2 separate regions of the Homo sapiens genome follow, and region 2 is linked to region 1. Evidence: chromatin loops called from intact Hi-C (ENCODE). Cell type or tissue: dorsolateral prefrontal cortex. All regions are shown on one strand. Each heading gives the region's core, and the rest is flanking DNA. Links, peaks and the distances in the headings are about the cores only. Region 1 overlaps CTNNA2 (catenin alpha 2). Region 2 overlaps CTNNA2 (catenin alpha 2).

Evidence for each region. Peaks named below come from ENCODE experiments on the same cell type or tissue, not always from the same donor. Only the 100,000 strongest peaks of a DNase experiment are listed, where the experiment ranks them.
Region 2: it touches region 1 in a loop (7-fold over the local background); 6 of 110 quality-filtered maps call a loop at or near these places.

Annotation. Positions count from the first base shown.
Region 1 is chr2:80,230,393-80,246,330 of GRCh38, reverse strand. All of the region lies in intron 7 of CTNNA2 (catenin alpha 2), which reads right to left. LOC107985903 (a long non-coding RNA gene) reads right to left here. Exons shown (of 2, transcript XR_001739569.2): 2 at 15,467-15,702. Among named protein-coding and RNA genes, the nearest start is that of LRRTM1, 66 kb to the left of the region's middle. RefSeq lists an enhancer at 14,440-15,093. In dorsolateral prefrontal cortex, for the core only: a CTCF peak has its summit at 7,435 (motif pointing right); a DNase peak (open chromatin) is centred at 7,460.
Region 2 is chr2:79,927,134-79,943,071 of GRCh38, reverse strand. All of the region lies in intron 7 of CTNNA2 (catenin alpha 2), which reads right to left. Among named protein-coding and RNA genes, the nearest start is that of MIR8080, 69 kb to the right of the region's middle. In dorsolateral prefrontal cortex, for the core only: CTCF peaks have their summits at 6,549 (motif pointing right), 6,932 and 7,131 (motif pointing left); DNase peaks (open chromatin) are centred at 6,591 and 7,121; H3K4me3 peaks cover 1,208 bases; H3K27ac peaks cover 1,318 bases.

The DNA of each region.
Region 1 (15,938 bases), core at 4,182-12,181:
AGCAAATTGCAAACAGTAGCAATTAACAGCAATTTATTTCTGCTTTCAATAACTCCCTCACTTCCCAGCCCCATTAAATAAATTCTTGTGAGACCATTCACAAACTGGGTCTTGAAATCAGCAAGCATTTGATGCTGGGATGGGCACTAAATGTGGGAAACAGGTAGCCCTCTATCTGAAGGAGTGCCCAATCTACTTAGAGAGGCAAGATATAAACAGGTAAAAAGTTAAATCATAGGCCAAGCATGGTGGATCTCGCCTATAATCCCAGCACTTCAGGAGGCCCAGGCGGGCGGATCACGAGGTCAGGAGATCGAGACCGTCCTGGCTAACACGGTGACACCCCGTCTCTACTAAAAATACAAAAAATTAGCCGGGTGTGGTGGTGGGCACCTGTAGTCCCAGCTACTCGGAAGGCTGAGGCAGGAGAATGGCGTGAATCCGGAAGGCAGAGCTTGCAGTGAGCCGAGATTGAGCCACTGCACTCCAGCCTGGGCTACAGAGTGCAAAAAAAAAAAAAAAAAAAAAAAAAAAAAGTTAAATCATAATCACAGTTTTAAATGGTTGTTCAAAATTAAAAATAAAAGAGATGTCATGAAGTACCACCTCATTAGCTGTCAGATTAATAGGACAGAAAACAGTTGTCATAGGGAGTCAGGGGAAAGAGAGGTCCCTATAGGCTTTGATGGTTTCATGAGTCTTAGAGAAGGGGCAGGAATGTACACACTGAATGACAAGCAGGAATGGGATGGGAAAAAGCAAGAAAAATATGTGAGGAAAGGCATAGAAGGCAGAAGTGAAATTGATGTATCTGTGGGACTATAAGGAAAATAACCTAATAGAAGACTGGTTATATAAAGACTCGTTGTGAATGTGATCTAAATATTCACCCCCTGGTTAAAATATTTCAAAGCAAAGAATGTGAAAATGAAAGTGATACAATTTTAGGGAAAGTACTAATAACCACTTCAGCTACAGGTAGCTTTCCAAAATACATGCTAGTAAAACAAATGATTAGGAATATGCCCTAAATCAATATTTTACATAGGCTCTCATGTTTGCCAATGACTCGAATAAGAGAGAGTTCACTGACAAAGAATTTGCAAAGAACAAAGCTGGTTCTGAACACTGCAGCCTGTGCAGGTTATTCTCAGAAACTTCAAGTAATAACAATACACATTTTCAGCTCAGCTGCCCCGGCTTTCCAAACCAAATGCTGCCTTGAGATAATGAATTCAAAAAGGGGAACTCGACTGTGAACACTTTGCAAGGTTCAGCAGCGTGGAAAATCCTTTTGTGCACTTCATAATTTTCTGTTTGTTTTAGTGTCTGAACAATAAAAACGCCCGCTTTGTCACATGCACATAAACTAGTTTTTGGGGCAGGTGAAGAGTCTCCCACCTGGCTCTCGCTTGTAGGTCTGCTAGATTTTCCATGTGGATTTTCGTATTTCTCTGTTGAGATGTGTGATATGGAAATGACTACAGAAACTCACAATATTTCTCTCTGAGCACCATGCTGAGGATGGTTAGATCTGGGATAAGTAAGCCCCAGAGCCGAGATCCCAATGACCCTAAGATACTGCCTGGTTATATGATTTTAAGATGTACGAAATGAGAGAAGTATTCGGTTGATGCAAAAATAATTGTGGTTTCTTGACGTTACTTTTAATGGCAAAACCCACAATTACTTTTGCACTAACCTAACAAAAGAGGTGCTATTGTCTGAAGCCTGACTTAGCTTCCTTATACTGTGGACTTGTTCTGTTTGAGCAGTGTTATGTGGACCATCTGAGTCTAAGTTACTTCACGTGCCCAGGCCAGTAGTTATGAATTCCTTAAATAAAAATCTGCTCCATGAACAAAACGCTTGACTAGAACCAGGCTTCCCCAGGAGGTAGTGAGCCTATGGGCACTTGTGTTCTGAGAAAAGGTAGAAGGGAATTCTGCTCTAGGCATTTGGGCTAAATGACTATGGTCAGAACCACTTTTCTCTTTGTTAAGAATCGTCTAAGGTAGATTTTTCTATCTCTGAACATCACATGTTAGTCAATCTACAAATAACATGTACTGGATTCTGTAAAAAGAAAGACAAAGCATATGTACTTTCCTTTCTTCCTTTATAATAATGGCCAGAAATTTTGATCCACATTAATTTATTACACCACGGTTCTGACAAACACTATACTGCAAAAGTTCTTCTTTAGTTATTTGTAAGCTCACAAAATAGATAGTTTCTCTTCATGTTAGGTCATTAATATCCCTTGGTCTGTGTTTTTCTTCTTCGTCCAGCCAAAACCTTGACTCTTTGATGTGTGGCCAGAGATGAGGCCACGTTTGATGCAGATGGCCCTGCAGGCTGCTGCATTGATGTCCCCTAGTAGAAACTGCAGCAAAAGCCAGCCAGGATGTGGAGGAATTGGGACTCTCAGTCAGTGGGAATATAAAATGGTACAGCCTCTTTGGAAAAGGGTTTGGTTGTTCCTTAAAAAGTCAAACATACTCTTTCATATAAACCTATTCTAGGTACCTACCCAAGAGTAGCTATTCTACTCCTACATATTTAACCAAGGGAAATGAAGGCATGCAAAAACTTGTACACAAATGCCCCTAGCAACTTTATTTGTTATAGTTCCAAGCTGGAAACAACTCAAATGTCCATTATCCAGGTGAATGGATAAACAAACTGTAGTATATCCACACAATGGAATGCTGCTCAGCATCCATCACCATCGATACACGATGCAATGTAGATAAATCCCAAAATAATCCTGTTGACAGAAAGAAGCTAAAACAAAAAGAGTGCATATTGTTTGATGCCATTTATATAAAAGTCTAGAAAATACAAACTAATATATACTAACAGAAAACAGATCAGTCGTTGCCTGGAGATGAGAGTGGGATGTGAAGGGGGTGCAAATAGCCCAAGGAAATATTAGGGCGTCATGGATCTTTTCATCATCTTGATGGAAATGATTATCTCGTGGAAACCATCAAATAAAAAGCTTATCAAATTGTTTATTTTAAATATGTGCAGTTTATTAGATAACAATTATATCCCAATAAAGCTGATTTTACAAAAGATGTGAAAAACAGCTTAGAAGAAAAAGGAAGACACAGGAATTCCCCCTTAGTGTCTGTGGGATGACCCCCATAATGTTTCTTACTACTCACTACTGAAATAAAAATTTAAACCAAATAACATGCTCATGTCTGAAGAAGGAAATTCATAAAATAGCATTCTATCTGAACATGTTGGTCTCTTCTCTAAACAACCTGACCGATACTTGTGGAGTCACCCTCTAGCTCTTGACCTAGTTCTGATCTGCATTTGGGCCTGTGTTCAAATGACTTCTGTTTTGCACCTCCAGAAACTGTTTCTGGCCCTTTGCTGCTCCCTCCGCCTCTCTCCTCCAGTGGTCCTAGTGAAAACCCATAGCCTGGACCCTGGTGGCAGCATAGCTATTCTGCTCCATCTAGCAGGATCCCTGCAGAATGAAGAAAACACACCACCCAGAGTTACCATCAAGAAGAGAGAACAGACCCAGGCTGGCAGAGGAACAGCTCGGGCCAGACTGCTGTTCAGCTGCCCTATCTGGATAAGGGAGGCATCTGGGGAGATGGAGCCAAACTCTGAGTGGGAAATGCCATTGTTTGAGTTGACACTTAGACAGTGAGGGCTGGGACAGATGTAAACGTTTCCTGCTGCAGCGCAAAATGGAAAGATCACAGGAGGCTGGCACCTTTGATTTGGCTCTTACAGTACCACAAGGAAAGCCAGCAATGCCAGGCTATTTTTAATGCTCAAAGAGCCTAGCAAAAGATTTATGACTACAAATATGTAGTGTGGGAGAGATAAATTGAAGCAGGACTCTCCCAGCTCCAACAGAGGAGTCAGCCTGCCAGCCTGGTCAATAAAGTATTTAAGCCCTGAGTGCTGTGTGGGTTGTCATAGATTAAAATTTGAAAATCTTTTATGGTGTAACAAGGTCCTTAATTATAACTCTGAGCTTTGGATCATTTTCAGGTTGTGCAAACAGCAAGAGTTATGCCACAGTGAACATCCTTGGATACAATAGCCTTTCAATCCAATGTCCATGAGAGAAAACACTCAATTCTCAAGTTCAGAATTATTTTCCTGGAATAAAGGAATCTGAGAGATTTCCACCATAAAATCTTCTCCAGTCTCAGTTGTACTTGGTATTATTTCTCTCTTTTATGGAATTCAGAGAATCTAATGAGCTGACGGAAGTTTCACGGTGATTTTGTTTTCAACTGTTTTTCTTTTGTCACTCAATATTGCTAAAACATTCTTTCTAAAATTTAAGATTCATTATGAGTTAACTTGCTGTGGATTTCAGCTGCTGATGAACTTCTTTGGCTGACAGTTATTAAATCAACAACCTCTCTTGGAAAAAAAGGAGTCTTGAGTCGGTAACTAATAGGACTTGAATAGCAAAATATTTAACTATCATCAATAGATTATACTAAAGTAGTTTTGATTCTTGAAGAATATCTGGCATTAATCTACAGCAAAGTTAACCTTATCCTTAGGCTCAGTGCTTGGGACTGACTTCTAGATCCAACTGCCATATAATCAGATAATCTCAGAATATCATTAACCTAGAGTTAGTTAAATGCCCTATACAGATGAATTTATCTTATAAAATAGAAATTATGTATAGGCCTAAATATAACAAAGATGATAGATAGATAGATAGATAGATAGATAGATAGATAGATATAATAGATGCATTGATAGATAGATGGAGATACAGATGTATAGATATATATGGCATTTTATATACAGGAATGTAAGAAGGGTGTTCATGGACCTGTATAGCTCATAATGAATATATATATCTAGGCCCCAGATGAATCTTAATTTATAAAACAGAAATGTTCCTAAAATGCTTTAAAGTAATAGAATCACTGTGCCATCTAGTAGCTCCTCCTCCTTCCTCCCTCAACTGACTCTACTTACCATTTACAAAGAAACTTCCAAAATTGTTTGATGAAGTTTTTGTTTAACCTATATGTCTCAATTTTCCTGGTCACTGAGTAAACAAATACTGCAGTGCATTAGAAGTACTCCTGATTAAAAAAAAAAGGACTCCATAAAATCAATCACATTTGCAGTGAAAATAATTTCCAGTTGGTTAGATATGAATTTGTGAAGATGGGATACTTTTACAACTGGCCCTTTAAATGTGAAGGCAGATTGAATAGGACAAAGTGGGTGTCCTGACCGAATTAGAACTCCTTCACCTGCCTGAATTGGCAGCCGACTTCCATGCTAACTTCCCCATTTTTCCAACCTTGTCAATTGAACTCAGGGAATTTAGGGCAGTGGGAAGGGCATTCATGGACCTGTCTGGCTCCTAAAATGCCACCCAGCCTCAGAGTTCTAACTATATTCACATGTAAAGTAAAGGGCAAATTCCTGAATATACATACCCTGATGCTACTTCAGAAAATGTACCCAACACATCCATGTTTTACATTATATGTTAACTCCCTCAAACAGTTAAATCCTGTCTCTTCCTAAAAACCCAGGTTGAACCTTGGCTCCACAGTGAAGATTTTAATGATCTTACATTCCCATATGAGATCTTCTTGCCTCTATACCTATAAATTACACTATGGTATTAATGATGAAGGAGCAAAAAAAACAGAATCATGTAACAGAGAGAATTTTTTTCCCGGGGTTATTAATGCTGTGTGGGAAGGAAAGAGAAACAAAGATTTGGACACAAAATGAGTACGAATATATGTTAATGTACCATGGGAGCCAAAGAGATTGGGTGGGTTTCACAGGGCTATACTCGAGAGATAATTTGAGCAAGTAATCTGGTGAGAAGGAGTGGGACTACGGTGCACATATCTGTGGAGATGGCTGGAGGCAGGAATAGCAAGCAATTTCCGTGGAAACATTAAAGATTGAGTGTTGCAGGGGAAACACAGGGTACTAGCATTAACACCATAGAAGTTCTCAAATCTGGGTTGAGTTCAAGTTATTTTGTGTATTCTCTAAGATATCCTAAAGCCAAGGCCAAGTGATGACTTATGTTGTTGATCATTATTTCATGTGTGTCTTAGAGTCACCACTTAGATTGGACAGGGACTTTGTTCATCCTTCTCTAATACCTTCCATTGGGATGAACCAGAACTCAGCTCACTGAGGGTGTTCAATACTCATTGCTGGGTTCTCTGAGTACCACCTAAGAGGTATGTAGGATGCCCATATGGTAGTCCCCACTTATGCACGCTTTCACTTTCCAGAGTTTCAGCTAACTGTGGGCAACCATGGTTCAATGACATGAAATGGAAAATTTCAGAAATAAACATTCACACAGCTTTTATTACAGTATATTGTTATGACTTTGTTTTGTTTTGTTTTGTTTTTTGTTTTTTTTTTTGAGATGGAGTCTTGCTCTTGTTGCCCAGGCTGGAGTGCAATGGAGCGATCTCGGCTCACTGCAACTTCTGCCTCCCAGGTTCAAACGATTCTCCTGCCTCAGCCTCCCGAGTAGCTGGAATTACAGGCACATGCCATCACGCCTGGCTAATTTTTGTATTTTTAGTAAAGACGGGGTTTCACCATGTTGGCCAGGCTGGTCTCGAACTCCTGACCTCAGGTGATCCACCCACCTCAGCCTCCCAAAGTGCTGGGATTACAGATGTGAGCCACCACGCCAGGCCATAACTATTCTATTTTATTATTAGTTATTGTTGTTCATCTTTTACTGTACCCGATTTATAAATTAAACTTTGTCATAGGTATGTATAGAAAAAAATAGTGTATAGAAAAAAAACAGTGTACTATTAGACCTCCACTGCGGGGCTTGGAACGTATTCCCCGTGGATAAGAGGGGGGCTATTGTATTTGCTTCAACTTAACAAATATATTTATACATATGCCCACACACTACATACAATCACAAACACACTCCCCACACACATACACAAACATCCCCACATGATACGTAAATGACTTTCTGACAATCACCCAAGTTTCGCATAGCTAAGCTGGGGGTGGTTACCCAGGTCTCAACTCTAGGCCAAAAGCTATTTTCAGCACTGAAATTCTCCCAGCATGAGAGCACTCTTCAGAGTACATCAAAAGTAGTATCTCATGGAAGAACTTTATCTAGAACAGACGTCTTAAAAATAGCATAATAATTGTAATCTTTAAATACACACATGGATGGAAGACGTAGAATTGGTTACTATATTCAATTATCCTCATACTCAACTTCATCTAATCCTGAGCTGGATGAATTGTTTAAGTGAAAAATTATGTTGTCTTCAGGCTAAAAATCTTCCCCTGCTCTGAAATATTTTACGCCCCCTCTTAACATTTTTATAACAATTAGCTTCTATTGTGAATACGGACTATATTAAGCCTCCCAGCCGACAGATCAGCATGTTGTTCCCCATTCTGCCACTAGGTGGCCGGTAGTAATTGATCTGATTTATCCCTGTGGCGTGAATTCCCAGGAGTGAGACTTAGAGACAATTCCGGATGTTTCTACCGTGTTGATGTCCTGTGGGGAAGCCAGTTTTACTTTACTTACCCTAATGACTATGTCCCTTCCCCCATTCCATCCCTCTATTTCTCTTTCAGAGCAAAGTGCTCTTTAACTTTTACGCTAGCTTCAGGATGTTTCATAAGCAAAGAGGTTCACTTTCTTCCAGTTAAGCTATGGGACTTGTCAGGAACTGTTTCATGTTCTTATTTTCTCTGAGTGAGCTATCATTATGCAGGGGCCTCTCTGCAGGCTGTCTACAAAATCTCTTTCACATCTGCATGGTTAACATCCTCCGTACTTCTCCTCCTCATTCCCTTTCCCAGCTTCATAATAAAAAGGCACATCAGCCTGTAACAAACTCTTGTCAAGACTCAAGGGCTTCTAATTAATTCCTTGTAATGTTATTTCTTATATCAATTAACTCCTGGGGAACCAGCAACTCCCTGTCAAGGCCAGCTCTTTACAACTGCAGAGTGGAAGTCTTTCTGTGCAGGAAGTGGCTACATGAACTCGACTGCACAACGTGCTGTCAGCCCCTCCTTGCCTGCCATGCCGCCATTCCCCTTGCCCTGGAGCCTCAAATGATCTTGAGTAAAGTCATTCCTTGAGGTCACAGAGTCATAAATGGACTTTTATTTCTGGATTCTCCTTGTGAGAATGCACTATTACAGTCCAGAACAGTGCTGGAGCCAGGGGAGGGAGTCTTACCAGTTCCTTCCTCTAGATGAGGTATGCTCATTCCTTAAAGCTTGTCCTTGGACGGCACAGATACCTAAATGTAGCTTTAAGAGACACGTCAGGGGAGTGGCTAGGGGGAGCAAGAAAAAGAAGTGTCAACTTAGAGAAGGTGCTGGACCAAGAAGAGTTGTCACCAACTGGGTATCCAGAATGAGCACCTTAGGAGAGGGTCCAGGCAGCCCTTCAATGAAGGGCAGGTTGAAGACCAACTCAACCCACCACCACTTTGCCCAGGATATAGAGTCTTCATAAAGCAAATCCTTTCATTTTCTTGCTTCATTTCCCAATCCTGAGTTTCATATTCAGGACAGAATTTTAAGAACTCATGCCTATGAAACATCAATGCAGATCCTTAGAACCTTGTAGTTGGAGGAGGTATTTAAAGTCTTGTTGCCCAGGGTAGGGCTATGCAGGTGTCTGTTCCACAGGTGCTTCCTCTGGCATCCAGTCTCACTAGCCCCTTCCACTGTGAAGGCCTGGCACATTTTGGAGTTAACAATGGTAACAAAAAAGGAACAAGAGTACCTCTCCTACTACTATTGCCAAGAACCACCACTGAGAAAACACAACAGTCAGTCTTTAGGTTTCCTTACACCTATGTATAGATGCTCCTCAACTTACAATGAGACACATCCTAATACACCCATCGTAAGTTGAAAATATTCTACATTGAAAATACATTTAATACCCTGATAAACCCATCCTAAAGTCAAAATATCATGCATTGAACCATTGTAATTTGGGTACTGTATGTATTTTGAACAAACACATTATTCAATTTTTTAGCAAAAATGCAGACATTTAGTAACATATCCAAGGTAACCACATTGGATATTAGCAGGGCTGGGACCAGTGTCTCCATATGCTTGACTCAATCATATAGAATATTCCTTCTCTTGTATGACTTGTAAGACACTTATTCTGAACTCATGTCTTTGTGGCTGTGTTTTCTGATCTAAGGATGAGGTTACATGGACTGACAATGGGAAGGGATCCTTGAAATTTCAGGGTAGTACCAGCTGTTGAGATGACACAAATGAAAACTGTGCATTTCTTTCAATATGTTACTGCTTTCTCTCTTAAAACAGAGGTTTGAAAAAGCTTCCTTCTCTTTGCTTTCCCTCTTAAAACAGAGGTTTGAAAAAGCTTCCTTCTCTTTTGTAGTGAAAAAGTCCATGGAGCCTATAAATTGGTGCCATCTCACATTTAATAGTGAGGAGAAGCCTACCACCATTGTGGATTCTCTGTGTCTGATTAGCCACAATGTTTTCCTTTTTGGGAATGAGCCCAGGAAAACTATTTCACTTATCCTAGTGATTTCACAGACATAAGGCTCCTTGACAGATAAATAAAAGCAAGTTCAAGTTCACTTGTGCAAACAGACAATAATCTATAGGCCTACTTTACTGTATTTTTAGACTGACTAGTTGTTCACTGAATCCATTTTCCTTTCCTCCTGCACACACTAGTAGATTACATTTCCCAGTATCCCTTGTGACAGACTGCTGCCTGAGTCTTCATTTGCAAGCAGGATAGGGAGGACTACAAGGCACTAAGTAATGAGAAGGCACAAGATGGAAAAAAGGCTAAGTAACAGTATGACTCTTTGGAAGAGACCACCCATCTCCCTCACTGCACTGCACTGATTTGACCAATAACGTCAACTCTCTTGAGAACTTCAGTGCAAGATACAGAAAGTGGGATTGCCATCATCCGAACGAGCAATCCCATTAATGGGTATATACTCAGAGGAATACAAATCACTCTACCATAAAGACACTTGCACACAAATGTTCAGTGAAGTACTATTCACAATAGCACAGACATGGAATCAACCTATATGCCCATCAGTGACAGACCAGATAAAGAAAATGTGGTACATATAAACCATGGAATACTACACAGCCATAAAAAAGAACAAGATCATGTCTTTTGAGAGAACATGGATAGAGCTGGAGGCCATTATCCCTAGCAAACTAATGCAGGAACAGAAAACCAAATACTGCATGTTCTCACTTATAAGTGGGAGCTAAATGATAAGAACTCATGAACACAAAGAAGGAAACAACAGACATTGGGGTCTACTGGAGGGTGGAGGGTGGGAAAAGGGAGAGCAGCAGACAAAATAACTATTGAGTACTGGGCTTCATACCTGGGTGATGAAATAATCTGTATAACAAACCCCCATGACACAAGTTTACTTATGTAACAAACCTCACGTACCCCTGAACTTAAAATAAAAATTTTGAAAAAATCAGAGAAGCAGTAGAAACACAGGAAGCCACTGATGTGCATTTATGGTGCGACCCTAAGGTAAGTGGGGTGATCAAGAGACTAACACCAGGTACTTGATTCTTCACTGGACTGTGTCTGTAATTCTCCCCTAAGGTGGGGGCAGGGCTCCTCTGGGTTTTCATGAGGCTCAGGCAAATGGGAGTGATCCCAATCTTCTTCTAATAAACTTTCACTCCCTGAATTAACCTGTGTGAGTCTCTGTTTCCTGCAACCAAAGGACTCTCCCAACTGACACAAAGGAGCCAGCAGCCACTTGTTCTCTCCTGCTTCCCACAACTTCCTCAGTCAGTATCTGTGCCACTCACCAGCCAGGCAGCCCCACACTTGGCCTTGACTGGCATCTACTGTTATTAGTGTTTGCAGTGATTGATAGTTCCTTCAAGAGCAGAAACAGCCCGAATACTTGGAAAAATCTCCTAGAGTGTTTAGTACAGTGTCAGGCTCTCCATTCACACAGAATTGCAGTGTTGTTTTCAGGGTTTATGGTTCCTAGAGTTAATTATGGAAATCCCTCTTTTATGGGGAAGAAGTGTGTTAAGCTTAACTCTATGTACTAAACAAACTTACTTTCATATATGCATATTTGAACATTTAAAATATTATTAAAGTAACAATGGACAAATATGAAAAAAATCACAAAGCTTAAAAAGGGAGTTACTAATCTTCAGAATACTAGTTCATTCTAAATTTTAATAAACATAAGAATTGGGTTTGGCATCAGGCATACCATATATCAACGAATGTAGTGCAAATTTTATAAACAAGTGATTAGATAGCCTGCAGGCCAAATCAGCAATCACCTTTCTTTGGTAAGTAAATATTTATCAGACACAGCCACACCCATTTATTTGTTATTGTTTATGGATCTTTATGGCTGAGTTAAATAGTTGTGACTGAAACTGGCCTACAAAACTAAAAATATTTACAAGCTAGCACATACCAAAAAAAAAAAAATCTGCCAACTTTTGGAATAGAAGAAATATTATATTAACCATTCCCCTGTCTTCATAATATTTCTCAGTACTGTGTCGTCTTTCTTCATTCCTTTTATTTCCCCTCTGATCTACATACTCAATCCTGCTCCTCTCAACTGCAGCAGTATCCTCCAATTCAACTCCTATCATCCATTCCTCACCCTCTTGCCTGAGACTTTGCCTGTGGTAATCTCTTCTGTAAGACTTTATCAGCCGAAAAACTCTTGATAGCATCAATCCAGCATTCAAAATGACAAGATCCCTGCTTTACCTTTGAGAGGTCATGAGTAAAAGAACCCTTCCCAAAGGAAGATTATAAGAGTATAATGAAAGATTAGTGAAATATTAACTAAAGCACTTTTCCTAGAAGCCACCAAAAAGAATTAGAGGTGTTAGGGTGGGGGAAAGGTTCTACGAAGATTAATACCTTCTAACATTTGTGCTTCCTCTATATGCAATATTTCCCTTAAAGTATAGTGAGACCTGTAATCCCTGTAGTTTGGGAGGCCAAGGCAGGTGGATCACTTGAGGTCAGGAGTTTGAGACCAGCCTGGCCAACATGGCAAAACCCTGTGTCTACTAAAAATACAAAAATTAGCTGGGCATGCTGGTGCGTACCTTGGGAGGCTGAGGCAGGAGAATTGCTTGAACCAGGGAGGTGGAGGTTGCAGTGAGCCAAGATGGTGCCACTGCATTCCAGCCTGGGCGACAGAGTGAGATGCCATCTCAAAAAAAAAAACAAATAGTGAGTCTATTAGTATCCTTTATTTGGGCATGAGGGTGCAGGAAGATTGTAAAAATCTACTTAGTCAAAGTAGTGATACTAGCTAACACATATTTTATTTACCACTTCTATAGTACTTTGAAGATCAAAAGAACTAGATATAGCCTCCTACAAGGACAACACTTAATATTATGAGAAATCTTTCCTTGTTCTGACATGTAATGAAATACTTCTTCAAAGCTATTAACCCAAAGTCTAGGTGGGATTGCCTGAGTGAATGAATATGGCATTCAATCCCTAACTTAGTGGGTGTCCTAAAGGTATGGATGATATTTTGCTGTGCAGATATTTCTCCATGGCTGTGTTTCCAAAATCTGACTGCTAATTGTCATCACTCATAAAGAGATGCCTTTTCTAGCAAAATATGATAGCATTACCTCAAATCCATGTCAATATAATTAAGTTTTAGTCTGTCTGTCACATCACAGATAATGGCTGAGTGGATTTTCATTAAATTTGGAGGCTATGTGTCATATGCTAAAATTAATTTGGGGGACTGATAGAAGGGGGAATGCCACAAAAGAGGGCAGTTATTCTCCAGAGCAGCTGCAATTGAGATAAGATGGAAGGTTTAGAAGCTTTGCATGTAGAAGAGACAGGCCATAAGTATTAAAATGCCATGACAGAGAAAACAAGTAGTGTCTTCAAATGAGTCTCAAATCGACACTTCCAGGGGGCATCTGCTCTTTTTCGGTGGGATTGCTTCTCACATGGGCAACTTTGTGGAAGAGCACTCTGCTGTGCACCTCAGCAGACATTTATTTCACAATAATTCACAATTTTTGCAACACTACCAAGGCCAGAGTCCTCAATAATTTAAAGAAGATACTCTGTATTTTATTACTTAGGTATGCAGACCTACAGTTACCATTACCCAGGTTCCTACTGAATTTTCAGGGTGGCAGTTCATAATCCATCAAGGATGTCACGAAGCAACTAAAGAGTAATTCTCTTTTCTCTGATATCTGACAGGCAACAGTCACAGAATATTTTAGGAATAAAGTAGATGAATTGATCTTTCTTGGTCACTTAACCAGCAAGTGAAATGGAAAAAATAAACATGATAAAGTTAGAAAAACTAGGCTGAATCCCAGCTGGCTACAAATCAGCTTTGGTGAACCTTTCTCATCTTTGATTGCATCATGTGTAAGTTGAGATGAACACGACCCCTTTTTGGGTCAGTCAAGGTTGTTTGGTTATAGGAAGTAGAAGCCATCCCAAGCTATCTAACGAAGTGACATTGGAACTCAAGGGCAGGAAGGTAGGGGCCATTCCTCATGTGAGACCTGAACCAAGGGCAGAAGGTCTGGCTTTCCGGGATGCTTTGGACTCCAAGACTGTGTCCCACTTTGTTTCTGCCCAGAAGTTTTCTTTACTCTGCACATGGCACAAAAATGGCCACTCCAAGCTTGCAATCCATCCAACATTCCAGTTAACATGCTCACTGATAATTTCTGTATCAGATTCACAATCAGATAATCTGATTGCTCAGCCCAGATTACCTCTAAGTCAGCCACTCACTCCTGGCCCAAGTCAGGACTGGGTATGGGAGATGAAGAAGGAGAAGGGTGGGGAAAGAGGTTACAATTTCTAAGTAGAGCTGCCAAAACTAGTGTTAACAAAAAAAAAAAAAAAAAAAAAAAAAAAAAAAAAAAAAAAAAAACAAACAAACAAACAAACAAACAAAACCCAAATTCTGTAAAATATTTGAAGAGATTTATTCCAAGTCAAATATGAGGACGATGACCTGTAACATAGCCTCAGGAGGTCCTGGGAACATGTGGCAAAGTGGTTGGGTTACAGCTTGGTTTTACATGTTTTAGAGAGACTTACGATGTTAATCAATACATGTGACGTATACATTGGTTTGGTCCAGAAAGGTAGGACAACTTGAAGTGAGGGCTTACAGTTCACAGGTAGAGTCAAAGATTTTCTTGCCAAGATTTGCAATTGGTTGAAAGAGTTAAGTTATTATCTAAAGACCTGGAATTGATAGAAATGACTGTCTGGCTTAAGATAAGGGGTTGTGGAGACCAAGGGTCTTATTATGTAGATAAAATCTCATAGGTGGCCACCCTTAGAGGCAATAGATGGCAGATGATTTCTATTTAGACCTTTAAAAGGTGCCAGACTCTCTGGAAAAAAAACTAGTAAGGGAAGGAGATTCTCTACAGAATGCAAATTTCTTCCATAAGAGACAGCTGTGCAGGGCCTTTCTAAAATATGTCAAAGAAATATATTTTGGGGTAAAATACTTTGATTTCCTGCGGGGCCTGCTGTCTGTCATGTGATGCTATACCAGTGTCAGGTTGGAATTTGGGATCTTATTGCCACAAAGAGCCTCTTTTGTCATTCTTAAGGTCTCTCTTTTAATGTTAATGTTGGTCAATTGTGTCTAACCTCCAAGAGGAGGAAAGTATAATGAAACATGTCTGACCCCTCCTTCCCATCATTGCCTAAAATAGTTTCTCAAGTTTTCTTTGGGTTCTCTGGGACCTGAAGAGGGGTCCACCCAGCTGATTGAGAAACTTATAATTTTATATTTGGTTTACACTGGACAGTAGAAATTGCCTAAGAAGGACAGTGCCTTGCCTGATCAGTGGGAAGATGACCTGAGGCATGTATGTATGAATGCCGTACCATCACAGGCAGTCTCAGAGGTGACGCTCTGAACCACTGTGACTGAGCTGGATGATCAGAATGGATTCAAACACCAGGAACAGGCCGGGTGTGGTGGCTCACACCTGTAATCATAATACTCTGGGAGACTGAGGAGGGTGGATCACCTGAGGTCAGGACTTCAGACTGAGATCAAGAGACCAGCCTGGCCAACATGGTGAAACCCTGTCTCTACTAAAAATACAAAAAAATTAGCGGGGGATGGTAGTGCATGCCTGTCATCCCAGCTACTTGGGAGGCCGAGGCAGGAGAATCACTTGAACCTGGGAGATGGAGGTTTCAGTGAGCCGAGATCATACCACTGCACTCCAGCCTGGACGACAGAGCGAGATTCTGGCCCATAAAAACAAAACAAAACAAAACAAAACAAACACCAGGAACACAATCATTCTACGTCTGCTTCTGCACTGTGTTAACTGAGAGGAATTTGGCTAAAAGTAAGATAATGTCCAATTCAACCTAGCATAAAGAATGAGAATCTTTATTGGCTGACAGAATAAAAAGTACAAAGGTAGAGCAAGCTTTGGGAATGAACTCTACCTAGTAGCTCCAGTTTTGGATCCCTGGAATTCTCTGTGATTTCCTTATGTGAGCTTCATCTTCCTCTGGATAACAACAAAATAGCTGCAGTGGTTCCAAGCCTTGTGGCCACATGACAATGCCCAGGAGAAGAGTGAAAACATCTCTTCTTGTGGCTTTCTCTGAAGAAAGAGAACACTTTTCATCATGGCCCAGAAAACTTTCCCTTTTCCGTCTGCTTTTTCAAATGGGAACAGGTTCTCATTTGTTTGATGAGAAACTGATAAATGCCACAAACTGTTTGGCTTACACCTGGATTCCTAGATGAATCCAGAGACATGAGGGCATAGAAAGTGATGATGAAAAAACACCCACAATGTTGATTATTGTAATACTGATTTATAATAATGAATATAGA
Region 2 (15,938 bases), core at 4,025-12,024, 300 kb after region 1:
CTAATTTTTTTATTTTTAGCAGAGATGGGGTTTCAACACATTGGCCAGAATGGTCTTGAACTTCTGACCTCAGGTGATCCACCCACCTCGGCCTCTCAAAGCGCTGGGATTACAGGCATAAGCCACCATGCTCAGCTGACTTCTCTTAAATTAGGATTCAATGAAGACTAACATTCATAAATGGAACTTCTTGTTGTCAATGTGTCAAGTGGACCAGTCCATGCAGGGTTTTTCATTTCTACATTTCATCTCATATAATTTTCCTGCATGCAAGGATAGGATGCAGGAAAATTTTTGTAGAACACAAAAGAGATGTGTTGCCAGACAGATAGGGGTCCTAATTAATCCCAACTCCACCACTTACTGGGGATATGGCAAGTATGCCTCTTGGGTTGGTAACTGTGCCTCTTGGGTAAGTTGTCCTTTAGTGTATAAGAACAATAAATGGTAGACATTATCAGAATATTATTGGCAAGACCTCCTCATTTGGCACACTGTTCCTACCATCAGAGTACCTGGCCTGGTAGAGCCAAACTTTTAGGATTCAGGGCTCGCTATATTTTATTTCTGCTGCTTTCAGTGCTACCTATTACAATAATGTTTTCCCTTTTGTTTTCTTCGTGTCTCCTACAAATGATGACTGAGAACAACCTCTTATCAAAACAGAATCTAAAATATCACCAAGAGAGGCATGATGGGCAGCCATATACTGGTCTGGGAGCCATGGACCTGGTAACCTGATCATCTCTGCCATCTACCAGATGTGTGGCTTTGAGCAAACCACTGCCTTCCTGGTTCTCGGCTTCCTGGTCTGTCCAGCCATCTAGAGTCAGTCTGCATGGACCTGATTCCTGGCATAGGCACTTGCTGGCTGCAAGGTCCTGGGCAAGATAGTGACCCTCTCTAATGCTCAGTGCCCTCACCTGTAAGATTTGATTAATAATGGTTTCTCCCCATCCTGTTGGGGTGATGATTAAATGAGCCAGTTGATAGAAAGCACTTATGCCTGGAGCTTATGCCATAAACGACTTATGCTTAGACCTTATGCCAACATGATGTTATGGTTGTTATTATTATAATTAATTACAATATGAGAATTTGGATTGTAGGATCTTTAAGAATTTCTACAGATCCTTTAAAAAATAGTTTTCTGAGCTGGGCGCAGTGGCTCACACCTGTAATCCCAGCATTTTGGGAGGCTGAGGGAAGGAGATCACTTGAGGTCAGGAGTTTAAGATCAGCCTGGCCAACATGGTGACACCCCACCTCTACTGCAAATACAAAAATTAGCCCGGCATGGTGGTAGATGCCTGTAATCCCAGCTACTTAGGAGGCTGACACAGGAGAATCACTTGAACTTGGGAGGTGGAGGTTGCAGTGAGCCGAGATCTTGTCACTGCACTTCAGCCTGGGTGGCAGAGTGAGACTCCATTTTAGGAAAAAAGAAAAAATAAGTTTTCTGTCTTTGTTCTACAATCGTGTGGTTTAAAGACTGATATCATCCAGCACTCACTGCTAGCCCACCTATAGAAATCTAACTCAGTGGGGATTCCTGCTACTTGTGGGGCAATACCATTAGTGAGATTAATGCATCATGTTTATCATCAAGTAGCACTCTAGGTGTCCCATGACAAGGTCTCAGAATGCAATCAACGGCCCGGAACACCAGAATGGTTGCTGCTGGAGCACTCTGCATAACTGGAGCAGTACAGGAATAAGAGAGGGAGTGGCCAGAGTCCAGATTGATGCAATCTGTCCTGAAATAGTAGAGTTAAGGACAGGCCAGTCAAAATAAATGAGTATAAGACCACATTGAAAGGTTAACATTCAAATATAGGCTATAGGGAAATAAAAGCTATTGCTGAGAAACAGGCTGGCAAAGTTGAGGATGTCAATTTTTCAATAATGGTGCAAAAGAACATGGGAATAAAAGTCAAACACGAGAGCAATGCTGGGATCTGCAGAATCCACATAAGCTGGACCTGGCAGCCACAAAGCTGATTAGAAATGCAGAAGCTCAAGACTACCAGTCCCTCAGTAGGCTTCTTGTGGCTTCTGAAATTCATGCTATAAAGATCACTCTTTTGGGATAAAGCAGTATGCATGGTCCTCGACTTACAATGGTTCAACTTAGAATTTTTCAACATTTTGATGGTGAGAAAGCAATATGCATTCAGTAGAAATCGATTTTTGAGTAGCCATACAACCATTCTGTTTCTCTTTTCATGCGATATTCAATAAATTACATGAGATATTTAACATTTTGTTATAAAATAGGCTCTGTATTAGATTATTTTGCCCACCCATAGGCTACTGTAAGTGTGCCGAACACATTTAAGGTAGGCTAGGCTAAGCTATGATGGTCCACAGGTTGCATTTGCACTACAGACCCCTTGAGCACACCAACAGAAATGTGCCAGAGGAAAAAGGCACAACATCAGAAAGAGAGGTTGCTGACAGCTCCCCACACACATGGATGCCTGGGTCCTGACTGATTCACAGTTTTCATGGCAACCTTCATCTGCTGCCTGCTAGAAGGCTTGCTTTTTTCAGGTTGCTAGGCAGAGGAAGCACAGGGATAGAAGAAGTGAGGATGGGGTGAAAGATTTATAATAGCAGCAATGAGTATTCCCCAAGCAAAAAATAATGCCAAAGATCAAATCGGTATTTATCTGCAATTTCACATGTATAATAAGCATTTTGCAATTATCTTTAAAAACACAACAAAACAAAACCTTTCCATCAGAAAATTTCAGAAAATCTGTAGAAAATTTCTTTAAAAGCTTGTCTTTTCACTTTCTTCTTTATTTTCTTGGTAAATAAATTTGTTCTTGGATTTTATAAGCTCCTGCTCCTAAATACTAAAACAATACAAAGTATATTCTAACACTATCTAATTTATAAAAAGAAAAGATTCTATATTGACTTTTCTTAAAAATATTTTAGGCAAATTAGTAGGGTCCATGTGGGTTTTTGTTTGTTTTGGTTTTGGTTTGGTTTGGTTTTGTTTGAGACGGAATGGTGCAATCTCGGCTCACCACAACCTCTGCCTCCCAGGTTCAAGCAATTCTCCTGCCTCAGCCTCCCAAGTAGCTGAGACTGCAGGCATATGCCACCACGCCCAGCTAATTTTGTATTTTTAGTAGAGACGGGATTTCTCCCTGTTGGTCAGGCTGGTCTCGAACTCCCGACGTCAGGTGATCTGCCCACCTCGGCCTCCCAAAGTGCTGGGATTACAGGCATGAGTCACCATGCCCAGCCGGGTCCATGTGTTTTTAAGAAAATCATGGTTTCACAATTCTGTGAGTAGGAATTTTATTTCTTTATATTTTCTAATTGATTATTGCTAATATGTAAGATCATTCATTGATGTTTACATGTATCTAGACTTATTGCTAAACTTTTAGTTCTAAGAGTTTTCTAATTGAGTTTATTGACAAAATGGCTAATTGTAGAATAAAAAAATAGGATATTACAAACAAGGAAAACAAACAACTAAAATAAAAATAAAATTCCCAAAGGAAACAGCATTTTGGGAGAGAAAGTAACAAAAGATTTCTATAGCTTTTTTAACAAAAGATCTCTAAATATTAAGGAAAAAAAACTCATTTTAAGACTGCAGAAAACAAAATGAGTTCAGTGTATGTATTTTATAAACATTGTAAAATAACAGTCATTTGAATATATTTATTCCAATGTAAACAGGTAAATACTGCGGTAATGGACAGACGGATGGAAAATAACAGACTTACACAGAAAGTTAAGTCTAAAAAGTCACAAGTCTCAATTTGGAGTCAGATGCTACAAGCTACTTCAGCTACCCATGTCTACACAATCAGGCACTCAACACACTCAGACATAAACAACTTGGTGCTGTGCCTTGAATATTTTTTTTAAAATTGCTAACAAAACAATAATAAACTCTGTGTTTGAGAGTCCTATCAGGCTGGTAAAACTCCATTTCATTTTGTGTTCAAAATTCTATAATATAACGGAGAGTTCAAGTCAGGCCTCTGTTTTTCCATGGCTCCAGGTAACATGATTATGTTGGAACCCAGTGCACACTCCACCTGTTAATATCGATCTTTCAGGACCACTCCATGGCATTGTCTGTCAGTGATAGCTGCCTGGTCTTTAATGCAAGAGCCTTAGAGAACCAAAGGTTTTATTACATTAGTATGTTTTTGACCAATTCTACCTTATCTACCTATTCATCTTAGCTTTAAAACCCAATTAAAATCTAATTTATCTGATCTCTGAATTCTGAGTACTATTTGGCAATGAATCAAACAGCCTTGTAGTAACTACATTACTACACATTGTGCCCTAAAGTGTTCTAGATAATACTTTTAAAAAAAATTGGCAAGTGCCATTTAAAGCCATGGCTATCTCTTTGGAGCCACCTCCATCTCATTTGAAGAACAAATGCTTTGTCTTTATGCAAAAAGTGCATACTCTGATTTTATGCCTGTGATTTTAGTCATAATTTAAGTGCATAATGCGAACAGATCGCTCGCTGTTCTTACAATTCGGTTCACTCTCTAAAAATGTTGGATAATAATATTTTCTGACAGCTACAAATCCCTCCAACACACATAAGCACACACACACATACAGGAAAGTGTCTTAAAATCTTCCAAATTGTGAATCTACTCATATGTATAAATGTTACACTGAGAAATATCTTTAATTAGACTGTCAATCCAAATACATCTTCATCACTGTTTCTGATACTCCATTTTCTGAAACTGTGAAAAAATCATATAATGAGGATCCAAATTCTGTTCTACAAATCAAGCTCTACAATGTATATGTTTATTCATATTATTACATATCTATAAAAACAAAGGGCTCATTTGCTTTACACAATGAAATAGGCGACAGTGAGCTGGTTCTCCCCTCCTCCCTTACTTCTCAGCTCCTCCTTGGTTGGGAGATGGGAGCAGATTTGAGGGCACTGCCATTTTTGAGGGAAAACCACTGTTCTAGGCTTTTTTCCATGTGTTTTCTAATTTAACAGTTAAAATAGCCATGGGAAGTTGGTGTCATACCAATCAAATCTGAGTAACATAGAGTTTAAAAAACATGTCTGCCTCAACACATCATGATTAATCCCACCCTCTAAAAGGTCAATAGAATGAATCTCGAAAGGCATGTGGAATGTCTACAAGAGTAAAAACAAAAACTTTCTTCATCAGTGTTTCTCAAAGACTATTTTAAATAGAACCAGGATGGGACATTAAGCACCACAGAATTACTTAGAAAGAAATGTAGTCCTCTTTTAATTGTCTTTTCAGTCTTCTGATTAGCTTTAGAATACAGTCTTCATTTCTTTTACTTTAAGCCTCTCCAGCCTGTTCTAATCTTCCTTTTTAATAGAGGGAACAGGGCCCTTGGCCGGCTTCAGTATCTTCTTAATATTTAATTTCATTTTCATGTCATTGTATTTTTTTCTGTGGTTATCTTCTAATTATGACAAATGATACTAATGTTCCTTTGAAGGCATAGTAATATACCATTAGCCTTGTAAATACAGATGATTTGAAAAGTGAGAAAATTTAGAGAAATATGAAATAATGAGGGGTATGTGCAGATATGTCAAGAAATCATGAGTGAAGACATAGCCTGAAGATTGCAGACACTACATGCAGAATGCTAAGTGAAACGATGGATTGTCTTCCACGTCACGTAGACTGGCCCCATCTTATGAGCAGGTTGTTTTCTCAAATTTCATTTCTAAATTTGTTGTTTGTAACACTGATAGTAGTTTCCTTTATAAAAGTGCTATATGTGGCTGTTAGTTCTTCCAGCCAGGCCAGAAAACCCTAACTTAGAATGTAAGTCAACTGGCTTACATTTGAAACAAAAATTGATGTTTAAAGCAAAGCACTACCAAATACTATTATGATGTTGACAATTAAGTAGAAATGACAAGAAATTGAATAAGAAACCTCTATGTAATTTTTATGAATATTTGTTTTCCATTGGGAAGAATATTTAATAAGAAGGGAGGAAGAGGTCATAAAAAGACATCTGGAGGTCAATGGCATTATTTTCTATGTGTAATTTCATCACAAAACAATGGAAACTACCTTCACATCAATACTTAGCAAACAGGATAAGAAAAGTGGCTCTTTCGCGGCTTACTTAGGTCATGTAACATGACAGAAAACGAAAGAAAGGTGAGTGTGGGGAGGAGATAAGAGAAAAATCTAAGAGACTTCAAGCTTCAAGACTCTTCATCTGCACAGGCCTCCTCTAAATCCTGGTATCTAATGTTTATTCATGATTTTGTATTATTTTTAACTAGAGTCTCCCAAGTGTATAAATTTTAGACCTCTACCCCTGGAAAGACTGTGAAACTTCTCTAATATAATGAGGCAAGATGGATTAAGGTGAGGAACGATGGCTTAAGGTAAGGAAAATGGTTATGCCAGTATCCAAAAGAAAGAAGCTTCCTTAGACAACTTTAATTAAGCCTGTCTACAACTGAGGTGGGTTGAAAGATGCTAGGAAAAAAAAAAAAGGACGCTTGGAGTTTCCAGAAACAGCCACTAGATGGTGGCACTCGAAGGGCCAGAGGATGCCGGTTGCAGGCAAGAGCCAAGAGGAGGAAAAGGGGGTCGGGTTGTCTGTAACTCTGTTCCCACAGGGCACATTCAGGAAGTAGAGGCATAAATAAGGGATTTTCACCATTCCTCCTTTCACAGGTATGACAATTAAATAATACCGTAAACTGTAGATAAACTTTGTACCTTTATAAGGCATTCAAAAGCATTCACCACTGAAAATTCTCTGGGTGACTACAGAGAAAAAAAAAAAATCCCAGCATGAGAAAAAAAATAAAAAAAAACAAACTCAGAAATACTGAGGAAACGAGTACTGCCTCAGAAAGAAAAAAAAAATAGAATCAAACGAATATGGTTTTCTTCACATTTAGAATACACTAAATAGAGCACATTGTTCTTTTAAGCCTCTTTGACTCTGATGTCTTATTAGAAATCCTGTACCAAATAAGCATAAGCCTTTCATTTTAGTTATTATTAAATCTCTCTTCATTGCCATTCTATAACATCAGCATGCAGATTGCTCAATTACACGGGAAACGGTTGCAGCATGCAAGTCTGCCCTCTTCTGGTCATGTCCTTTGACAGTCCAAAGAACTGTGACTTGCATTTAATTTTGATTTCAACAACTGGGTAAATAAACCTAAAAAGGGAAAAAAATGCCACTCAAAAAGGAAATCTCTGCAAGGAAAAATAACACAAGGTGTATTATTTATTACTGCCAGGCCTCTGTCAACATTCTTTCGAAAATAATCAGCAAACCCCAAAACGTTTTAGAGGGACAATTTGTAAAAGGTAGTCATTTCTCCACCCCAGTTAGATTTATGCATTCATCTCATGTATAGTCTTCGTATAACTACAATGTGACACCAATTCTTCTATTTCAAAGATATTTGAAATGTAGAATTTCACTAGAGCATTGAACAAGGTGAGCCAGACTGGGCTGATCATGAGATCAACTAAATCCAGGGCACTAAAAATAAATGATAGCCTCTCTTTGTGAGGCTGCAGTGTAACAGGAGAGTGTGGGGTCAAAAATAGGGCAAAATGTTAACAGGCAAATCTGAGTAAAGCATATATCGTTCTTTGTACTTTTCTGCAACTTTTTGTAAATTTAAAATTATTTCCAAATAAAAAGTTAAAAAAAAAAAAAGAGAGAGAGAGAAAGAAGAAATACGGGCTCTGGGCAGACCAGTCTAAATTGTGGTTTTGCCTCCATGTGACTTTGGACAAGGCATTTAATTTTTTGGAGGCTCTGCCCCCTCATCTATAAAACAAAGACAATAGTGTTCTTCCCTAGTATGGCTGTCAGCAGAATCAAAAGAAGTAATAAGTGCAAAGCACCTAACACCACGGCTGGCAGAGAATAGCCTGTCAGTAATGTAGTCATTATTTTCATTGTTGTTATTATTCATTAGGGAGGAAGATGGGTGTCCGTCAAGGAGATAATGCTAACTCTGCTCCCCCTCTCTGGCAAACATCAAAAAAATATACCAACTTTAACTGTATAACTTGTTAAGGATCTATGCAACTGCAATCTCATCCAAATAACTATTGAGCCCTATTTATACATCCATTCTAAAATTCCTCTTAGCAAACTCATTCAAACTTCTACTTATCTTTGAAAGTAAAACCTTGGTGCATTTATTCTAAATCTATCTCTTTTCAGTAATGCTACCTACATTTGTAACATAAAATAGGATTTAAGCCATTGGGCTAGGTTCTTTCATTACACCAAAGGGTCCCATGTCTTTTTTGGGGGGAAATGAGGAAGAGCTCACCTTGTTCCCCTCTGTATATCACATCTGGTAGTGTCTAATCCTGAGCTGCAGAGCAAGGACACAGCTTTCATCACAGAAGAGGCAACCAGTCCCTTAAGCCACATACCCTCCCTACTTGGGATGCTCAAAGACTTCTGGGCTGGGACTTGCCTTTGGAATGATGTAAGGACAATGGGCTTAGAATACAAGGAAAGCTGAGTGTAAACTCAAGTCCCACCTGTAGTAGCTCTTCTGACCCCAATCATATTGACTTATTTGAGCCTCAATTTATTTATCTGTGAAATGGGAACAACCACTCAACAATTTTGTAGAGTTGCACAGTTAAAGATAACACATGATTTTAAAAGTAGGCAAATTATTATTGCTATTAGTGTTTGGCTGTTGCTGATATTATTAGATTGGTGCAAAAGTAATTGCTGTTTTTACAGTTACTTTTGCACCAGCCTAATATAGTTAAGTTCTGTAATCAGGCCAAATTGATTTTCATCTTCTTAATTCAAACACAAAGTCAGAGAAAATAGAATTTCTTTTTAAAATGTATTTGGATGATAGGCAAAATTAAAATAGTTCAAGAATGTTTTTCAGACCATATAGGCATATAATTTTAAAGCTCAACCTTAGAAATTATGTATCTCTGCTTTCTCATTTTATACATAAATAAAATATTCAAAGTTTATAGTTACAGCTTAGTGCCGACCTGAACCTAAAACATAGACCTCTTCTGTTTTCATTTTGGAATGGTTTCTATTACCTCATGGAACTTCCTTAAATTTTATATTTATTACTGATCTTTAAATGCTCCATATGCAATGTTATCTGGAGATGTGATCAAGCTGTCACAACTATTCAAAAAATGTTAAAAAACTAAAACCACACAAAGCATTAATGCAGGTAAATGAAGCACAGAAACATTTTAAGTGTGCTTAAAAGCATACAGGTGGTTAGACCATGTAAAGAATAGTAATTCCAGGGCTGGGTGCGATGGCTCATGCCTGTAATCCCAGCACTTTGGGAGGCCGAGGCAGGTGGATCACCTGAGGTCAGGAGTTCGAGACCAGCCTGGCCAACATGGTGAAACCCCGTCTCTACTAAAAATACAAAAATTAGTCAGGTGTGGTGGCAGGTGCCTGTAATCCTGGCTACTAGGGAGGCTGAGGCAGGAGAATGGCATGAACCCGGGACGCAGAGGTTGCAGTGAGCCGAGATCTTGCCATTGTACTCCAGCCTGGGCGACAGAGGAAGACTCCATCTCAAAAAAAAAAAAAAGAGAATACCAGAAGCCCAAAGATCTAGATTTGAATTTCAGCCTCTTTGTTTCACTAGGTCTAGTAGCTTAACTCTGTGAGATTCAATTTTCTCATTTAAAAAATGAAGATACAAATCCTAGCCGAACAGTGTTGTTAGAAAGGTTCAATATGATAGCCCGTAACATGGTGGGTACACAATAAATATCCAATAAATATAAGCTTCCTCTGCCCGCCCCTTTTTTATATTAAACCCATGAATCTATGACCTAAGAGAAAATGTCTACCCAATTTACACAGAGGTTGCTCAATAAATACCATTGTGATTATGGTGGTAGTGGTGATGTTAACACAGAAAACAAAAACCCTATAAAGCATGAAATGATAACTATAATTGTCCAAGATATCCACAAACAAAAATCTCCACTTAGAGCTAATCAAATATATATGCTAGAAATATTGACAACAGAGAGCTGACCTAAAATGACGTACGTACAGACAAAATAAATTAATGACTGGTGAAACACACACTTCAAAGATCACAGGGATCAACAGGATCAATGCACACTATTACAGTAGACACATTCAAAGTTCTTTTTCTGGGTATCAACAGGTGCCTGTCATGACCACGGCATGAAATACAAAGTGTGGTGGTAAAAATGCAAGGAAGAAGATGGGGTGGTTTGTCAAGTTTGTAACTCAATGTATGTGATGAAAAGTTTGAGGATCTAGTTTTTCAATATTCAATTAAAAATAGGCCTTGTTAAAATGTACAAAGTCTTGAGTACTCATAAACTAGCAGTTACATAAAATGTAAATCATACTTTATTTACACTTAATATTGGGAATTATTTTCATATTGTAAATTGAGTAGTTCATGGTGTACACACAGCAAGCTTACTTCAATAACTGGCTCACTTACATCATAAATTCAAGCTGAAACAGTATTTTCATTGATCTAGCATTAAGAAAACACCAAAAAAAGAAAAAAAAAAAAAGAATCTCACACACAAGTATCTCAGCATAGGTGGCTGAGAGGTGGCCGGAGTTAAAAGACAAAACCTTAAAGGTTTTAAACTATGATTTCACATACTCTCAAATCCCAAGTTCACTGGTTCCCTCTTCTCCATCACACAGTTAGCTTTCTCCCCTGCTCCTCTTTCCCTTTTATCTGTTTCTTCTCTTTCCTCTCATCATTCTTCTTTTCCATCCTGTATAACTATAATAAAGCATTGTTTTTTCAGAGAAAGGGAGGGCTCTGGAGGTAGAGTGTGGGGAGGAAGGGCAGGTCCCCATAGCCTTTAGGGCTCAGGTTCTGCAGTCTGGGTGTACAACAGTAAGAGTTGCTCCACTCAGCCCCAGGTGGGTGAGGCTCGTCCCCACAGAAATCCATTGGATCAGAATGTACCTCGGTCCTGAGCTTTGTAAGCCAACCTCATCAAAGAATCTGAAGGTGTGAGAGAGGCTCAATGGGCAGTTGCTGACCGCATGCATTTTAAACAGTACCTTCCATACGCAACTGTTTTTGTCTAAAAAGCTAGTGCTGGGGATTTGGGGCAGTAAGACTGGGTAAGGAGAGAGAGATTCTGAGAGTAGGTGACCTCTCCAGGATCCACAAATCCCTGGATTCCCATGTTTGGATTAGGAGCCTTGTATAGCATTAAGCTGAACTTGCTTGCCTGTATTGCCTTTGCAAACATCTGCTTGTATTTTTGTGGTTGTCTGCCTCTCTCCCCTTTTAGGGTACTACCAACTGAAAGGTGAAACGAGGCTTCCCAGACTATCTGGGATGAAAAGTAGTTAAAAAAACAAACTTCCAGTCCATTGAGAACTGATCAACCTTTGTAAAATTCTGTGCCATTGTTGAGGAAATGCAAAATTACTACAAAAGTTTCTAAATGCTGACAATTATTGTACATATCTTGTTGAAGACTAGTAACAAATAGCTTACAGACTAGTGCTAGTCCTCACATCACACTTTGAGGACCATGGGTACAAATCAATTAAGAAATGCATTCTCCTCCATGACCTCACTTATATGTGGAATCTAAAAAAGTCACAGAAGCATAGAATAGAATGGTGGTTAATAAGGGCTGGGATAATGGGGTAAAGGGGAGTGGGTATAGGGGAGAAAAAGAAAAACAAAAGAAACCCATTCTTCATAATTAAATTTTGCATTTTAAAACATATCCGATATTCATAGATAAATATAATTAAAAAGACAAGATGAATTTAAATGATATAAAACTACAACTTATTGGTGAGTCAATAACATACAAGGTCTTTTAACCACTAGTTAACACATACACAGTGAACAGTTGCATTGTGCAGGATATTAATGCATATTGCAGAGTTTAATGGATTGAAATTCTGCATACTGAAGAGTTTAATGGATTAAAATTATCCCATGAAATTTCATAATTTAAAAATTGTCTAATCAAAATCACCAGATATAAAAAAAATCATATATTATTTTTACAGTTAACAAGTCAAGTCAAATACAGGTTGAATAAAGAGGCAAATTCCAAGTCCAATTGCTCTGCCAGAAAGCAAGCTCTAAAATCTGCTTCATACTGTTGAGTAATACTTGCTGCAGAGAAAATTCTTAACAAGCCAGGGATATTCCAAAGACCTGCCTAACTGTACCTTCAACAGAAACATACTTTGCATTTTAAGAAGTAAAATATTAATTTGATGCTTAAAGAAATCATACTAGAGTTGACCTCCCTAGAGGAATGGACTCACATTAGGAATGACTTCATAGAATAGAATTGATTTTCTGGCAGCAACATCAGAAAATATAACTTCCAGTTTAGCCTTTGGAGAAAACTTGCCCAGAATCATTATCATTAATTGACAGTCAGAAGATCTGGGCATCCAGGAAGTCTATAGTGGGTAGCCAGATTCAAAGTACATTGCAGAAATCCAAAATGGACGTCCAGGCATCATAATGCAATCCTTATTTCGCAAAAGTTTCATTCTCCACCAGTTGCACCAAGGCCTGGTTGCCTTTACTGTCTCCAGGAACAAAGGCAAATATAAGAGAACCTAAGGTTGCTCTACAAAGGTTATGTCAAAGAGTCCTCTGAAGTGAGGGAGGAGGTGGCTAGAACCCGTGTTCATTCTTTCTTTCTTTCTTTCTTTCTTTCTTTCTTTCTTTCTTTCTTTCTTTCTTTCTTTCTTTCTCTTTCTCTCTCTCTCTCTTTCTTTCTTTCTTTCTTTCTTTCTTTCTTTCTTTGAGACAGAGTCTCGCTCTGTCACCCAGGCTACAGTGCAATGGCATGATCTTGGCTCACTGCAACCTCCACCTCTGCCTCCCAGGTTCAAGTGATTCTCATGCCTCAGCCTCCCAAGAAGCTGGGACTACAGGTGCGCACCACCACACCCGGCTAATTTTTGTATTTTTAGTAGAGATGGGGTTTTGCCACGTTGGCCAGGCTAGTCTCAAACTTCCAACCTCAGGTGATCTGTCCACCTTAGCCTCTCAAAGTGCTGGGATTACAGGCATTTGCCACCACGGCTGGCCAGGAACCCAGATTACTTTTTATGATATGGAAGAACTATCCTCATCTTTGCTAAATCATAGCCAGGTTCTTTCTGTGTAAATGACCTACTCAGCCAGACACTAGGTAAACTGCAAAATTTTTCCGTCAAGAACTGATGAATAAGCAATATGGAACTGATTATCATTTCCAGCCTGATCATCTAAAAGCCCAAACTTCCCTCTCATTTTTCAAACCAGCTTCTTGTATAAAATGGACCAAAGAAAACTAGACAAGTAGAATACAAGGAATGAAGAATTTCCTCGATGATGGGGCCATCCTACAACCAACAGATGCATGTCTAGAAAATTATGAAAGTGATAATGTCAGGGAAAGGAGAAACCTTAAAGTTCAGCCTCATGTTTTAATTTCTAGTTACAGCATTCCTGCTAAATGCTCACAACACACAATCCAGTGAGAGAGAACTCACTAGCCTTTGAGGCAGCTCAGAGTGCTTCAGATGATAGAATTTGTTGGAGAGCTCTGGCTATTCTAAAGTTTTTGCTTTCTATTGAGCCTAAATATTTCCCTGTGGTCATACATACAGTTTCGGAATACGTCCCTTTTTTTCTTTTACAAAAGAGTTCTTTAAATATTTGAAGGCAGTTATTCTCCTCTCACTATCTTTTTCTAATCAAAACATCTCTGATTCCTTGAATCTTGCAATTTTGAGTACCTACCTGTCTGGTTACTCTCTGAAAATTACTACTATAAATTTCCCCCTGGAATTAATTTACTACCTACTTTTGGATGAAATGATATATTCAGTTGCTAATCCACCAAAATGCCCCTAAAGCTACCCAGAAAGACATTAAAAACGTGGAAAGTCTTTGCTGGAGCCCCAGTCCCTGTCACATCTCCCTGTCAAAGGAAGGTTATCCTTACATGGCTTGTATTTAGTAAACACATGTAGGGCTGTGGTATTTACAGATACTTAATCTATGAACCCACAAATCATCCCTTTAATAATGTGTTTTGCAATTTTGCCTGTTGTTATTATGAAACAGACAATATATACCTCAAGGTCAGTATTAACTATTAACTATTTTTAGTTATATTTATAGTTAATAGGTAACTATTAACATTTTTTTTCATGTATTGTTTCAGGAATGGTTGGACTATATCACCTGATAAATCTATCAAAGGAAGAAGTACATTTCCCAGTGAGATTTCAAACCAAACTAAGAGGCGTTGACCCTATCTGATAAGTATGAATATACATGAAGCTGCTGGATGATCCACCTCTATCATCTGTATCACCCATGCAAAATGAAACTGGCTTCAGGCTGATTGGAAATTGGGCAGACACATTGGTTTTCCAGTGGTAGGTAATAGTTTATTTCTTGGATAATAATGTATCAAATTTCATCTGACTCAGATTCATCTTAATCAACAAAATACCCTATTCTCTATCATGTCATGAACAACCTGAACGACCACAATGTTCAAAATGTAGTTATTTCAAATCAGAAATAATGAATAGAATAGTATATTTCTGGACACTACAAGGTATAATTTCCTTGAAGGTACAGTCAGTGGCTCACTTATTCAATTTTTTCCTGTTCCAAAGTATCTACAATAGTGTTTTGTATAAAATGGATACCAAATAAATATTTGAACACAGTTGAATAATAGAAATACTACCCGATGTAAGTCAACAAAGTGCATGACAATTAAAACCACAGCTGCCATAGGACAGAGAACAACCTAAAGGAAGGCTCCAGGTAACAGATCACACTTAGACAAGATCCTTGAGCTTCTTAAGGGGTGTATCCTGAGGTATTAATGAAATTTAATGCTCACAATCCTTCTCTAACACACAATTTAAAAGGTACAATTAAAGAATACCTGTGAAAGCTAAATGACCCCTTAAGATTCAACAAACCCAACGTAAACATGAGTATCTTCTATAAGGCCAACCTTTTTCCCACAAAGAAATAATTTTTTTTTAACTTTTAAAATAACAACCTGGAAGTTATTATGCTCCATATATTGAGCCAAAAATGACCACCAAAGAGGCAGATACTGGCCTGTCCACTAGGCCATGATATCAGAGCCTTCAAAGAGACCCTGGAATGTGAGACCCAAACCCAGGCCTCAGCAGAACTGCAACATGCTTCATACTATGAGTTTTGATAGCATAATGATTAAATCAAAAGCACTAATAGTCTACTGTGTGAATACAATAAGCAACAGGTGAAGACAAATATTTACAGAGTAACATTATATGATCAAAACCTAATATATGACAGATTTTAAACACTGTTAAATGCTTTTCTTCAAAAAATATTGTCAATGAATTTGATCAGCCCTAACTTAGCTGACATGTGAGTTCAATGAATAATTGATAAATACATCTCATGAAAAGAGAAAGGCAATATTTTGGTTCCTTCTCCCATCTATCTTCTTGTTGAAAAAAAATCCATCTTCAGGTTATTTTAGTTATTCTCCTTGAATCTGTTTTTCTCCTTTTCATTCCCACTGTCTTCTCTGTAGTTCAGACTCCATTGTCTTCCATCTGTACTTTCCTAAAAGTCCACTAGTAGGTCTCTATGGCCTCTTATCTCCCATGGACACTCTCAAGAGCCACTCTCCACCTCTGCAGGCAGGATAGCTGTTCCCAAACACTGCATATATTACCTAATATGATCATGATAACACCAAGCCCAACCAAAACAAATCAAACCAAAACAAATAAAAATTTAATAACTGCCTACCATAATAAAGCATGCATTTCTTAATTTAGAATCCTATCCCTCTGCAACTTAATCTCAACTTTCCTTTGCAAACATATTTTTTCTCTAT